3 separate regions of the Homo sapiens genome follow, and all the other regions are linked to region 3. The links are chromatin contacts, found by Hi-C or POLR2A ChIA-PET in ENCODE. All regions are on one chromosome and are shown on one strand. Each heading gives the region's core, a stretch centred on a gene start or an enhancer-like site at or near the end of the contact. The rest is flanking DNA. Distances are from core to core; before and after follow the strand shown.

Region 1 (3,914 bases), core at 1,117-3,616, 130 kb after region 3:
CATGTAAAATAGTGCAGCCAGGGAAGCAGTCTGGTGGCTCCTCACAAGGTTAGGTGTAGCTTATGTACATGACCCAGCAATCCCCAAAGAACTGAGAACAGGCGTGCAAAGAAAACTTACACTCAAATGCTCACAGCAGAGTATCCATAGTTGAGAACAGGCATGCAAAGAAAACTTATACTCAAATGCTCACAGCAGAGTATCCATAGTAACCAAGACTCGGAGGCAACCCGTGTCCACCAGTGGATGAATGGATGAGCGAGCACAACATGGTACACCCATCCCGACATAAAAAGAATGAACGACCGGCACACACGACTGCATGAGCACAGTCTAGCCAAGGCAAAGAGGCAGACAGAAAGCAGACGAATGGTTGCCAGGACCTGGAGGAAGGGGGGCCTGGGGAGTCACTGCTGAGGGATATGAGGTCCCTTTTGGGGCGATGAACCTGTTCTGGAACTAGACAGTGGCCACGGCTGCACAACATTGAGAATAGACTAAAAGTCACTAGTGGTAAATGTTATGTTATGCGTATCTTACCACAAGAAAACATAAAATTGCCACACAGGACCACAAGGACCAGGGGTATCCTCACAGCAGTGAGGAAGACCGAGGAAGGAAGGACTCAGGGATTAGGCCCAGGGCAGGAAATGGAAGGTTTTTATCTCTAGCTTGAACTTCCCGAGGCATGTGGACATCTCCAGTGCCCCACTCCAAATGTCTGGCCCAAGCCCAAGTCAGCTAACTGGGTGGCATGTGACCATTGCTGTTCAATTAAACTAGGAATTTTTCTTTATTTAAAATCATAAGATGACGGCCAGGCACGGTGGCTCAAGCCTGTAGTCCCAGCACTTTGGGAGGCCGAGACAGACGGATCACTTGAGGTCAGGAGTTCGAGACCAGCTTGGCCAACATGGCGAAACCCTATCTCTACGAAAAATACAAAAATTAGCAGGGCGTGGTGGCAGGCACCTGTAATCCCAACTACTTGGGAGGCTGAGGCAGGAGAACCACTGGAACCCAGGAGGTGGAGGTTGCAGTGAGCCCAGATCACACCACTGTACTCCAGCCTGGGCAACAGAGCAAGACTCCGTCTCAAACAAAAAAAGAATCATGAGATGAAGCTGGGCGTGGTGTCTCGCTCCTGTAGCCCCAAGTGGTGGAGGAGGTAGGGGGCAGGCGGTAGGGCTGAGGCAAGAGGATCACCTGAGCATTGGGAGGTCAAGGCTGCAGTGAGCCGTGATTGTGCCACTCCACTCCAGCCTGAGCAACGGACTGAGACCCTGTCTCAAAAATAATAAAAATTTAAAAATAAATAAATAAAAATTTAAAAAGCAAAAGCATGAGATGGAGGAGCTCACCTAGGGAGTGAATGTAGTCAAGAACAGGAGAGGCCCAAGGAGAGTCCTGGGGCACCCTGACACTGAGCCGGTTGGGGAGAGAGACTAGAAAGTCCCGGGAGGGAAGCCGAGGAGCTGCTCAATGCACTGGGTCGGAGCCCGGGAGGGGAGGGCGAAGGTGGGGCCTCTGGATTTGCTAAAAGGTGGGAGGGGGCCGGGTGGGGAAGCTCGACCTGCATCGACACAGCCTTCCGGAGCTTTTTGCAGAGAAGGAGCAGGTTGGGTTTTCAGGAACATCAGAGGGGCGGCTGAATACCGATGGAAGAGCAATTCGCAAGGCCAGGGAAAGTGCTGGCACCGCTTTCCCCGCATGAGGGGGACATGCGGGCAAGGGAGGGGGGACACAGGGACAGGGGAGGGGGCAACACCGGGCAGGCGAGGCAGGCATGACGCGAAGTCGGCCCCACGGGCAGTCGCTGTGGGGCGGCGATCTCCCGCTGGGCAAGGGACTGGCGGGCCTTAGGGGACGCGGGAAGCGGGGCGCCCTAGGCGGAGAGGGCGGAGCCCCAGGCGCGCTCGCCCCGCCCCCTGAGCCCGGAGCCGCAGACAAAGAGCGCGCCGCGACGGCGGCGGGGTGGCTGCGGCTGCGGGAGCAGGGCGGACCACACTCGTCCCGGCGCCGCCACGCTGGTGGCTGTATTGGCAGGACTCCTGCCCGCCCGCCCCGCCAACCCCGTCGGAGGCTGAGCTCTGTTTCCAGGCTCTGCCCCAGGCACCCTCCTGCACCCAGCGGTGGCAGGCGCACAGCCGGGTGGGGCGCGACGCCCTCTTGCTGATCAGGAATCTCTGGGAAGCCGAGAAGAGAGGCCGGAGAGGCTAAGAAAACAGTTGTGGCCTGGGAGACTCGCAATCCCAAGTGCTTGTCACACGGCGCCTGCGACCCCTTTCACTCTCACTGGCAACGCGCGGGATGGGAGGTGAAGCCACATCACTTCCAGGGGCCCCCGTGGCTGCCACGGAGGTGGGGGGGCTGCCACCTTCGGACTCCCCTTACCCCACTGCTGTAGAGTAGGAAACAAGCTGGGGAAGGACAGAGACAGGAAGTTATCCTCTGCCCGGGGCCGAGCTCTGACCTGCCTGCTGGCTCTCAGCTCTGCCGTCTGGAGTATCCAGGACACCTTGGAAGCAGTTGTGACTGTAGCTTCCAGGCCAAGTCAGGCATCGGGGGATCTCCCAACGAGTAGAGCATCAGAGGAGAAAGGAGAAGCCGCAGGCTCACTACATTCACCCACTCAGTGACCCAGCAAAGTCCCCATTCATGTTTCCCCAGCTCGGGATTTTGAAAATTGTCCGCCCACAAGCATGTGGGAACATCTGCAGATTCCCCACACCTGCTCTCGGGGTTTCTACACACACATGTGCAGAAGCATTTGAAAGCAAGATGCCATCAGTCCCATTCTCCGTGGAACCACAACACCCTTAGCACGGAATTCCGCACTCATACAATGGGCCAGCCTCACATCTCCCCAGCTGTCCCGCTAACACCCTTATAGCTTTTTTTAAAAATCTAGGATTTGAGGCTGGGCACAATGGCTCATGCCTGTAATCCCAGCACTTTGGGAGGCTGAGGCGGGCAGATCACAAGGTCAGGAGTTCGAGACCAGCATGGCCAATATGGTGAAACCCCGTCTCTACTAAAAATACAAAAATTAGCCGGGCGTGGTGGCTTGCACCTGTAGTTCCAGCTACTAGGGAGGCTGAGGCAGGAGAATCACTTGAACCCGGGTGGCGGAGGAGGTTGCAGTGAGCCGAGATCGTGCCACTGCACTCCAGCCTGGGCGACAGAGCAAGACTCCATCTCAAAAAAAAAAAAAAAAAAAAAAAAAGCGAGGCGTGGTGGTGCAGCCTATGGTCCCAGCTACTTGGGAGGCTGAGGCAGGAGAATTGATTGAACCCAGGAAGCAGAGGTTGAAGTGAGCTGAGATCACACCATCACACTCCAGCCTGGGTGACACAGAGAGACTCCATCTCAAAAACAAAACAAACAAACAAAAAATCTAGGATTCAATCAAGAAGCACACATATTACATTCGGTTGTTAGGTCTCTAGTTATTATGTCTCCTCTCTAATCTAGAAAAAAATATATATATTTTTTACTTTAATGGGAATGACTTCTTGGAAGAGACCAGTCCTTATAGAATGCGCCAGAGTCTGAATTTGCCTGATTCATTCCCGCGGTGAGATTCAGGCTGAGCGTTTTGACAAGAGCACCTTGCAGGAGATGCTGTATGTCTCCTCCCCAGCCCTGCATCTGGCGGCTGGCAGGGTCAGGCTGCCCCACTGTTGGGGAGGCTGTTTGATCACATGGTCCAGGTGGCAGCTGCCAGATCTCTCCTCTGTAAAGACGCAGTTTCCCTTCCTGATTCACAGGTAATTTGGGGTAATATTTGGAGACTTTGTGAATATTCTGTCCCCAACGACCTTACATCTAATGGTTTTGGCATCCAGTGATGATTTTTGCCTGAATTAATTACTGCATTGGTGGCTGCAAAATGTCTCCACCAACATGTTAGA
Region 2 (4,018 bases), core at 1,169-3,668, 200 kb after region 3:
AGGACCCCACCACTACCCCAGGTTCTCCCATGAACGTGCCCTCCTGGAGCCTGGGCCACTCTGCGAGGCCGCATCACCCTCACACCCAGAAAAGCACTCAGTGCAGCCATTTCGAGCTTTGAAAGGGAACTTGGTGATCAAGGTAGGGCACACAGGCCTGTCTCCTCGACCCTCACCTGCCAGTCCTGGCCAGGTGCATGCCAAGGAAGGCGCCAGCTGTAGTTCCAGTGGTGGAAAGGGCTCGGACCTGGGAGAGGCCGATTGGGGGCACAATCTGGGCACCCTGCTCACTGTAGGAGCCCTCAGGCCAGGCCCTTCCTCACTCTTTGCCTCCCTTTTCCCTTCAGATAATCATCAAGAAAAAAGAAAACAAGTGACACCCCACGAAGACAGGGACAATGCTGGTCCAGTTTGTCACTGGCTCTTCCATGGGCAGCCCAGAGCCCGGCCCAAAGGAGCACTGGCCATGAGCAGCTGCCCAGTACACGACTGCCCATCGCTGGGATCCTGAGCGCCTGGGTAGGGAAGCTCTTCACTGGCTGCAGGGCAGGGGACCCCGCCACCTTGAAGCGCTGATTGTCCTCCTGATGCTCAGCAGGGAGCTGGCAGCTGGGAACTTGGGGAGGAGCCTTTTAGGAGCGCGGTGTAGCAAACCAGGGAGGCTGGGGCGTGCTGAACGTGTTTCCCTCTTGGTGATCAGATCACTAGCGATTCTTAATTTCTTTTGTTCTTTTCTGTATATTTCAAGTGTCCTACAATAAGATGTATTACTTTCGGGATCATACACACACAAACATCAATAAATATGGAGAGAGACTCAGATGCAGCAGAGAGAAATGACCAGGAGCCAAGGAGGTGGGAAGGTCCCAGGCCCAACCCTGCCCCAAACTTCCCATGTGGCCAAGACAGCCGAGTCCTCAAAGGCTCTGGAGCCCTCAGGTGTGCACATGTGGGCACTGCATGGGAGCTGTGCCAGGGGAGAGGCCAGGCTGGGCCAAGTCCCACCACCTGCAGCAAGGAGCTGACGGGAGGGGAGAGGCCCTGGGGAGGCCCCCGCCCCAGAAAGATGATGCTGGGCAGCAGCCCCCAGGGGAAGAAGGGCGGACTGCACTGATTTACGTCAGGGCCACATGAGTCAGCAGAGATGGCACTGGGCTGCCCCGATGCCCCTGCCCTCAGGGTGGGGTTAACAGGGGCAGGGTATCTACCTGGGGGGTGCCAGGCCCCCACTCCTTCTGGAGAAGGGGGCAGATGGCTCTAGGCCTGCCTTCCTGAGAGGGACAGTGATAGGTGGGGGGTCCAGATACCCTGTCGGGGGCAATGGATTGTAGTGCGTGTTCTTTGCAATCCCTGCCAACCAAGAGGCCCCAAAAGTCTGACCTGGAATGGAGGGAATAGGAATCGCTGACCCCTCCCATAACCGCACAGAGATAGGAAGATGTGGCAGTGGGCAAAAGACCTGCAGTGCGCAGGGACCGCCTGAGCCAGTGAGGCCCACCTTCCCTCACCCCTACCTGATGGACCCTACCTGATGGACACCCATGCACGGGAGGCACAGCAGTGGGTGCCCGAACCGACCTCACCCACTCCAGCCCTGACTGGCCACAGAGCCTGTGGAAACGGGCTCCAGAGGCGCCCTACGCCTCCGGGGAGGAGCCCCTGGCTCTGCGGCAGGTTTTCGGGTGAGCCCGGAGGAGCCCAGGCTGGGATTTGGAAAGAAGAAGGAGGAGAACAAAGCCCCCCCAACCTTGGGGCGGAGGGGCAGGCAGCGCCCAGTCCCGTTCACTCCCCTCCCCCCATTGCAGGGGCGGCTTATCCCGATCTACCCCTCACCACGCTGTCAGCCGGGATTTTCAACCAAACTGAGCTCTCGGCTGGGGATGAGGGGCAGCCACGCCCAGGGCCACACCCCACGGCGGCCTGTGGGGGAGCGCTCGACCCGATCTGGCTTCCTTTCTCAGACACGCACACACGCACGGGGACCCGCCAACTTCAGCCCCCGCCTGCCCACACAGACCCTGCCTGACGCCCCCCGCCCTGTTCTCCCGCCCAGGCCAGCATCTGGGGCCCCGCAGGTTACCCCTCACCTGTCGGGCTCGGGCACCCGGCATCCCTCCCCCGCCCCGCTTACAGCCCGCGGTGCCCGGAGCCCGACGCCCGGCATGGGTGGGGCTCCGGCAGCAACGCCGGTTACCGCGGGCCGGACCGGGCCGGGACTCCCTGGTCCGTGCACCCCGGGCAGAGCGGTGTGGTGTCGCCGGGGGATCGCGGCCGCGGCCCGGGTCGCACGGGGAGGCCAGCCCGCCTTACCTGCGCTGCGGCCACCGCTCGGGCTGCCCGCCCAGCCTCCGCGCACGCCGGCCTCGGACCCGCCGCCCGAGCGCGTCTGCGATGCCGATGCTGCGGCAGCAGCGGCTGTGGCGGGGCGGGGCGGGCGTGCGCGCAGGGGCGGGGGAGGGGAGCGCCGGGGAGGAGAGGGAGGGAGGAGTGAGATCACCTCCCCGGCCGCCCGCCCCGCCCCGCCCCGCCCCGCCGCACCCTAGCCCCTGGTGCCAGCCGAGCGCGGCTTGGGCTGGGGGCCCCCGGGCAGCCCACTCCGGGAGCTCAGCGGGACCCCAGCCGACGGGTCCCGCCAGACCCCCTTCCCCGCAGACCGGGAGTCTCCGGCCGGAGAGTGTCCTCAGCCCCAGCGCAAGGGAGCCCGCTGTGAAAGCTCGGAGCGGGAATCGCGGGGCGAGAGTGCTCCCAGAGGCCTGGGGCCGGGCGGTGGAGAGAGGAGTCCGGCAAGGAAGGGGATGCTCCCTTAGCCTCGGCCTGGCCCTCGACGGCGCCGGCCAGCGATGGGCACCTGCACGCAACGCCCCCCCAACACACACACACAGGGCAGGACTCCCGGGACCTCTCCCGAATGCCCCCCGATCCTGAGGGCCCAGTCAGGGTCCTGTTGGGAGGGGTGCGGGGGCTTCGTCCTCAGCGTGTTGGGGAGGCGCCGCGGAGCACCGGCTCCTGCGCACCCCAGAGCCCAGGTGGGCGGCAGGGTAGGAGGCGAGCCCAGGGGAGACAGGGTCTGGGAGAGGGTATCCCTCGAACTGCCACCCCCAACTCCCAGATTTTCCTCCAGCTCTCTGGTGTCTTATTTCTTTGTCCTCGGGATTGGCCCCATTCGACCTTTCCCGCCGACTCCACTCTCTCCCACTCTCCCCCGCAGCCCTGCACAGGATCGAGAAGGAAGGAGCTCCTCCCCAGTGCCCCCTCCTAGGCTCAAGGCCATGACCTCACAGGCGAGGAAGCAAAATGGAGGGGGTAAGAATTCCGGAGCCGGCGAGCTGGCTGCAGCCTCAGGGCTAGGAAGGCCTAGGGCCCCGATGGCAGATTGCAGATCTGGCGGCCACGGTATTTTTATGGGCATGCCTGTTGCCCAGTGAAGCATTCCAGGGGCCCTCGACTCAGTCTCACAAGACTCCCCAAGTGGTGTGGGGCCCTGGAGGGCCCACATGGGAGCAGCCCTGGCATCCTGGCTTGGATGCCCCACCCCCATAGTGCCAGCTTCAGTTCCCCTGGAATGGGAAGCTTGGGGTGGACCCATCTGTGCTCAGAGAGGGTCTGGATGCCATGTTTGCCCAGCCTTTAGGAGGAGAATGGACAAGACTAGGCACCTGAGTGAAGACGGACGGCTAGGGAGACTGCTTCCAGAGTGGGGGCACTTGCAGGGCATCTTCAGGTGACAGCAGAGGAAACTGAGCCCGCCTGGGTCACGAGGCCAGCAGGCTCATGAGCTGGGCCAAGAGGGCGTACTTTCCATGAGGCACTGAGCTGTGGTCAGCTTCCTGCCTTTGCTGATCTGAACTCTGATAGGCCTCTCTCCTTTCCAGTTGCTGCCTCCACTCACTCCCTACGTTCCCAGCCTTTCCTCCAAGCCCCAACTTCTGCAAATCCTTTACCTAATCTAGGGTTTGATGCCCATCAGGATGGTGAAGTAAGCAGGGAATAGAGCCCGTTTATACGCACCTGCTAATGT
Region 3 (3,741 bases), core at 1,242-3,741:
CAGCCTTACCAGCCTGAACTTCATGCACTGCTCAAAGAGGCCCAGCTCGCCCTGGCTGGGCAGGGGCGGCTCCCAGGGTGGCCGACGTGGGGAGGGTTCCTGAACCTCCCTCAGGAGCCTCCTGGGACAGAGTCCTGGAGGTCAGCAGAGAAAGGGAAGCCCAGGCTGTGGGCCCCGCGTGGAGGGAAAACTCAGGGGGAACGCCCCGAGGCTGGGAGGGCACAGCCCCATCACACTCCATCTCGTAGTCTTGGAGAAAAATTTAGTTCTACCTCCAGGGCACAGAAAAGCCCAAAGAAGGGATGAGATAAAGGAGGGGCTGGTCAGATTTGTGCTTCAGGAGGGTCCCTCTGGCTGCTCAGAGAATGCAGTTTGGGGTCTGGCCCAGGCCGTGAGGAGGAGTTCACAGTCACTATGGGGTCCAGACCAGCTGGGGGCGGGAGGCAGGGCCTGGCCCAGGGGCTGGTAGTGGGTGCACCCCAGGCTGGGCTGGCAAAGGGCGGGGAAGAAGGTGGGTGTGGGAAGGGGTGGCTGCCTGGAGAAGAGCCCAGTTCCAGGAGGTCGTGGGAGTCAGGTATGGGGGCCCACTGGACCTCCCCTCAGATGTGGGGGCTCCCACTCCGAGGGTCCATGGAGCAGTGGCAGCCATTCTGGACAGCCCCCCACCCTTCACTTCTGTCTCCAGTACCCTCCAGCCTGGCCACCTCGCCCTCTGCCTCGGCCTCCTCTGATCTCACAAAGGCAGCAGCAGTCAGGGGTGGCGACTCCCTCATGATCCTGTCCCTGGCCTCGGAACCCACCGGAGGAGTAACCGCAGCAGTGGTCACTTCCCCAAAGTGCCATCAGCTCTCCTACATCCTTCTCGAGCCTCTGCTTTCTCTCCCTTCCACCCCCACCCCTTTGACAAGCAACATCTGAAAGTCTCCCCTGCCCGCGGCTCCCAGAGCTGTCTGGCCGTGGCCTGCACTCTCCCTCAAAGCGGCCCTCCCCCAGGTCACCGTCCTCCCTTCGATGACATCACGCGCCCACCCCGCACTCCTGCTGGGCTGAGGCCCTCCGAGCCTACTTCACCGGGTCCTCTTCTTTCTCTCAAAGGCAATGGGGTTTGCCTGTGGTCCAGCTGGGTTGGCCCTCTTCCCTCTGTCCTGGGTCCTTGAGTGGCCCCGCTTCTTTAGGCCATCTATGAGTCACTTCTCTAATGCCCCTGTCTCCAGACCAGCTTCAGTCAAAGGCTGGGCCAGAGAAGACCCTAGTGAGAAACTTCTGATGAGCAGTGTGACCTTGCCACCTCAGGGGTACCCACCCACCACCCCTGGTCTAAGCACAGGTGACACCGCCTGTCTCCCCCAACCACACACACCCCTTGAGGCTCCTCCTCCAAGCCTGGGTGGGGACACTGTCCCTCCCTCACCCAGCAAGCTCAATCTGGCTTGGGCCGGAACTGCTTTTCTTCCTAAAGCTGGACGGATGGCCGCGGGCTTAGCTTAACGGGATGAGCCATCTGGGGACTGCAGTGTCCACGATCAGATCAGGGAGCTTGAAGCTGAGGGGGGCACACTTTACCTCCCAGGCCAGGACAATGACCACTTCCTTCCCCACCCCACCCCCAGGCTACTCTTAGCCCTAGAAAATTCTAAACAAGCTGCTCAGCTGGCGGCGGAGAGGCAGCCCAACAAGCTGGCTCTTGCTAGGGAGGCCTGGGGGGTCCTGGGGAGAGGAACACGGGGTGGGTGGGGGGCGGGCAGCCAGGACCTCAGGCCTGAGGCCTTTGGGGAAGGGTCTGTGCACCTGCCAGGCACCAGGGGGCAGCCTTGCCTTGTTCCCGCTCCAGTCCCCTCAAGTCCGAAGCCCCTACCCACTCTCACGCCAGGCAGGGGTGGGGGCCGCCGGGGTCATTTACCCGGGCCCCTTCTCTGCCTTGATGACAAAGTCGAGGCTTGCTCATCAGCCAGGCAGGCTCCCCTCTGCCCACTGTGGAGACACAGAGGCCTGTCACCTGAAGAGCTGGTCCCGGCCTCCAGCTTCCAGGGTAGCCGGGAAGCTGTAGCCCCCAGTGGGCAGCGGTGGAGAGAGCTCAAGGAAGGAGGGAGCACCGGGAGGAGACGGCTGCAGCCTGCCAGGAGCGGGGAGAAAGGGAGAGAAGGGGAGGCGGAGGGCTGAGGGGGCCCGGGGGACGTCTTCCCAGGGCTGGGAGGGGCCGGCCGGGAAGCCTGGGCTGCACTAGGAGCCGGCGACCCTGGGGCGAGGGGCGGCCCGGAGCCCTGCGGGAGGAGCTGGCGGCCGCCCCAGGTAGCAACCATCCTGCCTCCCGCTGGAGCGGCGTCTCCTCCCCGGGAGGAGGGCAGGGAGGAGGTGGGCGGAGTGTGACGAGGAGGGCGGGAGGGAGGGATGCGGGAGGGGGAGGGGGAGGGGGGCCGGCCGGCCGTGGGGGTGGGGCGATAGTGACATCACCCCGGAGTCGGTTTTTAAGCGGCGGCCGGCCGGGGACGGGGAAGAGAGGGATAGTCGGAGCGAGGTGGCGAGTCGCTGAGCCCGCCGCGGCCCCGAGAGCGGCTGCAGCCGCCGCCGCCGGGAAGGAGAGGGCGAGGCGCGCCCGAGCCGCCGCCGCCGCCGCCACCGCCGCCGCCGCCACCACCGCCACCGGAGTCGCGGGCCAGCCGGGCAGCCTCCGCGGGCCCCGGCCGGGGCGGGGGGCGCGGGCCACAGGCCCCTGCTCCGGCCGCCGCTTGCAGACCGCGGGCGCCGATGTCGCCCGCGCCCCGCTAGGCTGAGCCTCGGGTCGGGCGAGGAGCCGCCGCAGCCGCCGCCGCCCGAGCCGCGGGCAGGAGCCTCGGGAGCCGCCGCCGCCGCCGCCGCCGCCCGGCCGGGCCCCGCCGCCGCCCGCGCGCCCCCGGGCCCCCGACACACATGAGATTCTTCAGGCTCACTTTCAAGTGCTTCGTGGACTGCTTCTGACTGCGCCGCCCGCGCCCCGCACCCCGCCGCCCGCCCGCCGCCCCGTCCCCCGGCCCGGCCGCCCCCCGGCCCCCGGCCGGCCCGCGCCCTCGGGGCCCTCCCCGGTGCCGCCGGTGCCCCCCGCCTGACCGCCGCCCCCCGTGAGGCGCCGCGACCCCGGCCCGGCCGTGCGGCCCGCCGAGGCCATGGCGAAGAAGAGCGCCGAGAACGGCATCTATAGCGTGTCCGGCGACGAGAAGAAGGGCCCCCTCATCGCGCCCGGGCCCGACGGGGCCCCGGCCAAGGGCGACGGCCCCGTGGGCCTGGGGACACCCGGCGGCCGCCTGGCCGTGCCGCCGCGCGAGACCTGGACGCGCCAGATGGACTTCATCATGTCGTGCGTGGGCTTCGCCGTGGGCTTGGGCAACGTGTGGCGCTTCCCCTACCTGTGCTACAAGAACGGCGGAGGTGAGTTCCCCCGCCCGCCGCGGCCTCCTCCCCCAGCAGGCCGCCGGCCCCCGCCCGACCCCCGGAGCCGCCGCGGAGGGGTGAAGTCCGGGCAACGGGTGGCCCCCGGGCACGCGGGGGTCGGGGCCGCCCCTCGTCCGCCGCTGCCGCTCGGTGGCCGGGCCGGGCGCCTCCACCCCCCTCGCAGTCATGTGCCTGGCATGGTGGGGGGAGGGGGCCGGCGATGCCCGCGAGGCTGCCCCCCAGACTCCCGGGCTGGGAGGAGCGATTGGCCGCCGAGGTGGGAAAGCAGGCCTGCGCCTTGGGGTCTCCGCGAGGTAAGGAGCCCTGGCTGCCCCC

What was found. A loop is a pair of places that touch in the nucleus more often than their neighbours do. ChIA-PET counts read pairs that join two places held with the same protein, here RNA polymerase II (POLR2A). Pooled maps may share reads with other maps.
Region 1: a pooled map shows a loop between it and region 3 (3-fold over the local background). The contact joins the enhancer-like site here to the promoter of SLC6A8 in region 3. A Hi-C loop is called at or near these places in 1 of 50 pooled maps. POLR2A ChIA-PET finds 5 or more read pairs at or near these places in 2 of 52 experiments (A673 and WTC11).
Region 2: a loop to region 3 is called in a pooled map, with 5 times the contacts of the local background. The contact joins the promoter of L1CAM here to the promoter of SLC6A8 in region 3. A Hi-C loop is called at or near these places in 1 of 37 single-sample maps with no recorded cell type and 6 of 50 pooled maps. POLR2A ChIA-PET finds 5 or more read pairs at or near these places in 2 of 52 experiments (BJ and WTC11).

The regions. Positions count from the first base shown.
Region 1 is chrX:153,817,149-153,821,062 of GRCh38, forward strand. The region is part of intron 1 of PDZD4 (PDZ domain containing 4); the gene reads right to left. Among named protein-coding and RNA genes, the nearest start is that of PDZD4, 11 kb to the right of the region's middle. RefSeq lists a silencer at 1,897-2,056. Within about 2 kb of position 2,367, at least 3 of the 41 ENCODE cell types and tissues checked have a DNase peak (open chromatin) inside an H3K27ac peak, as active enhancers do; they include A673, where a contact is called at or near this core.
Region 2 is chrX:153,883,755-153,887,772 of GRCh38, forward strand. It overlaps L1CAM (L1 cell adhesion molecule), which reads right to left and starts at 2,419. Exons shown (of 29, transcript NM_001278116.2): 1 at 2,311-2,419. L1CAM-AS1 (L1CAM antisense RNA 1) reads left to right here. Exons shown (of 7, transcript NR_130768.1): 2 at 1-142; 3 at 194-519; 4 at 1,609-1,682; 5 at 2,054-2,223; 6 at 3,209-3,303.
Region 3 is chrX:153,685,435-153,689,175 of GRCh38, forward strand. It overlaps SLC6A8 (solute carrier family 6 member 8), which reads left to right and starts at 2,492. Exons shown (of 13, transcript NM_005629.4): 1 at 2,492-3,402. The coding sequence starts at 3,141. It also overlaps a transcript of PNCK not described here.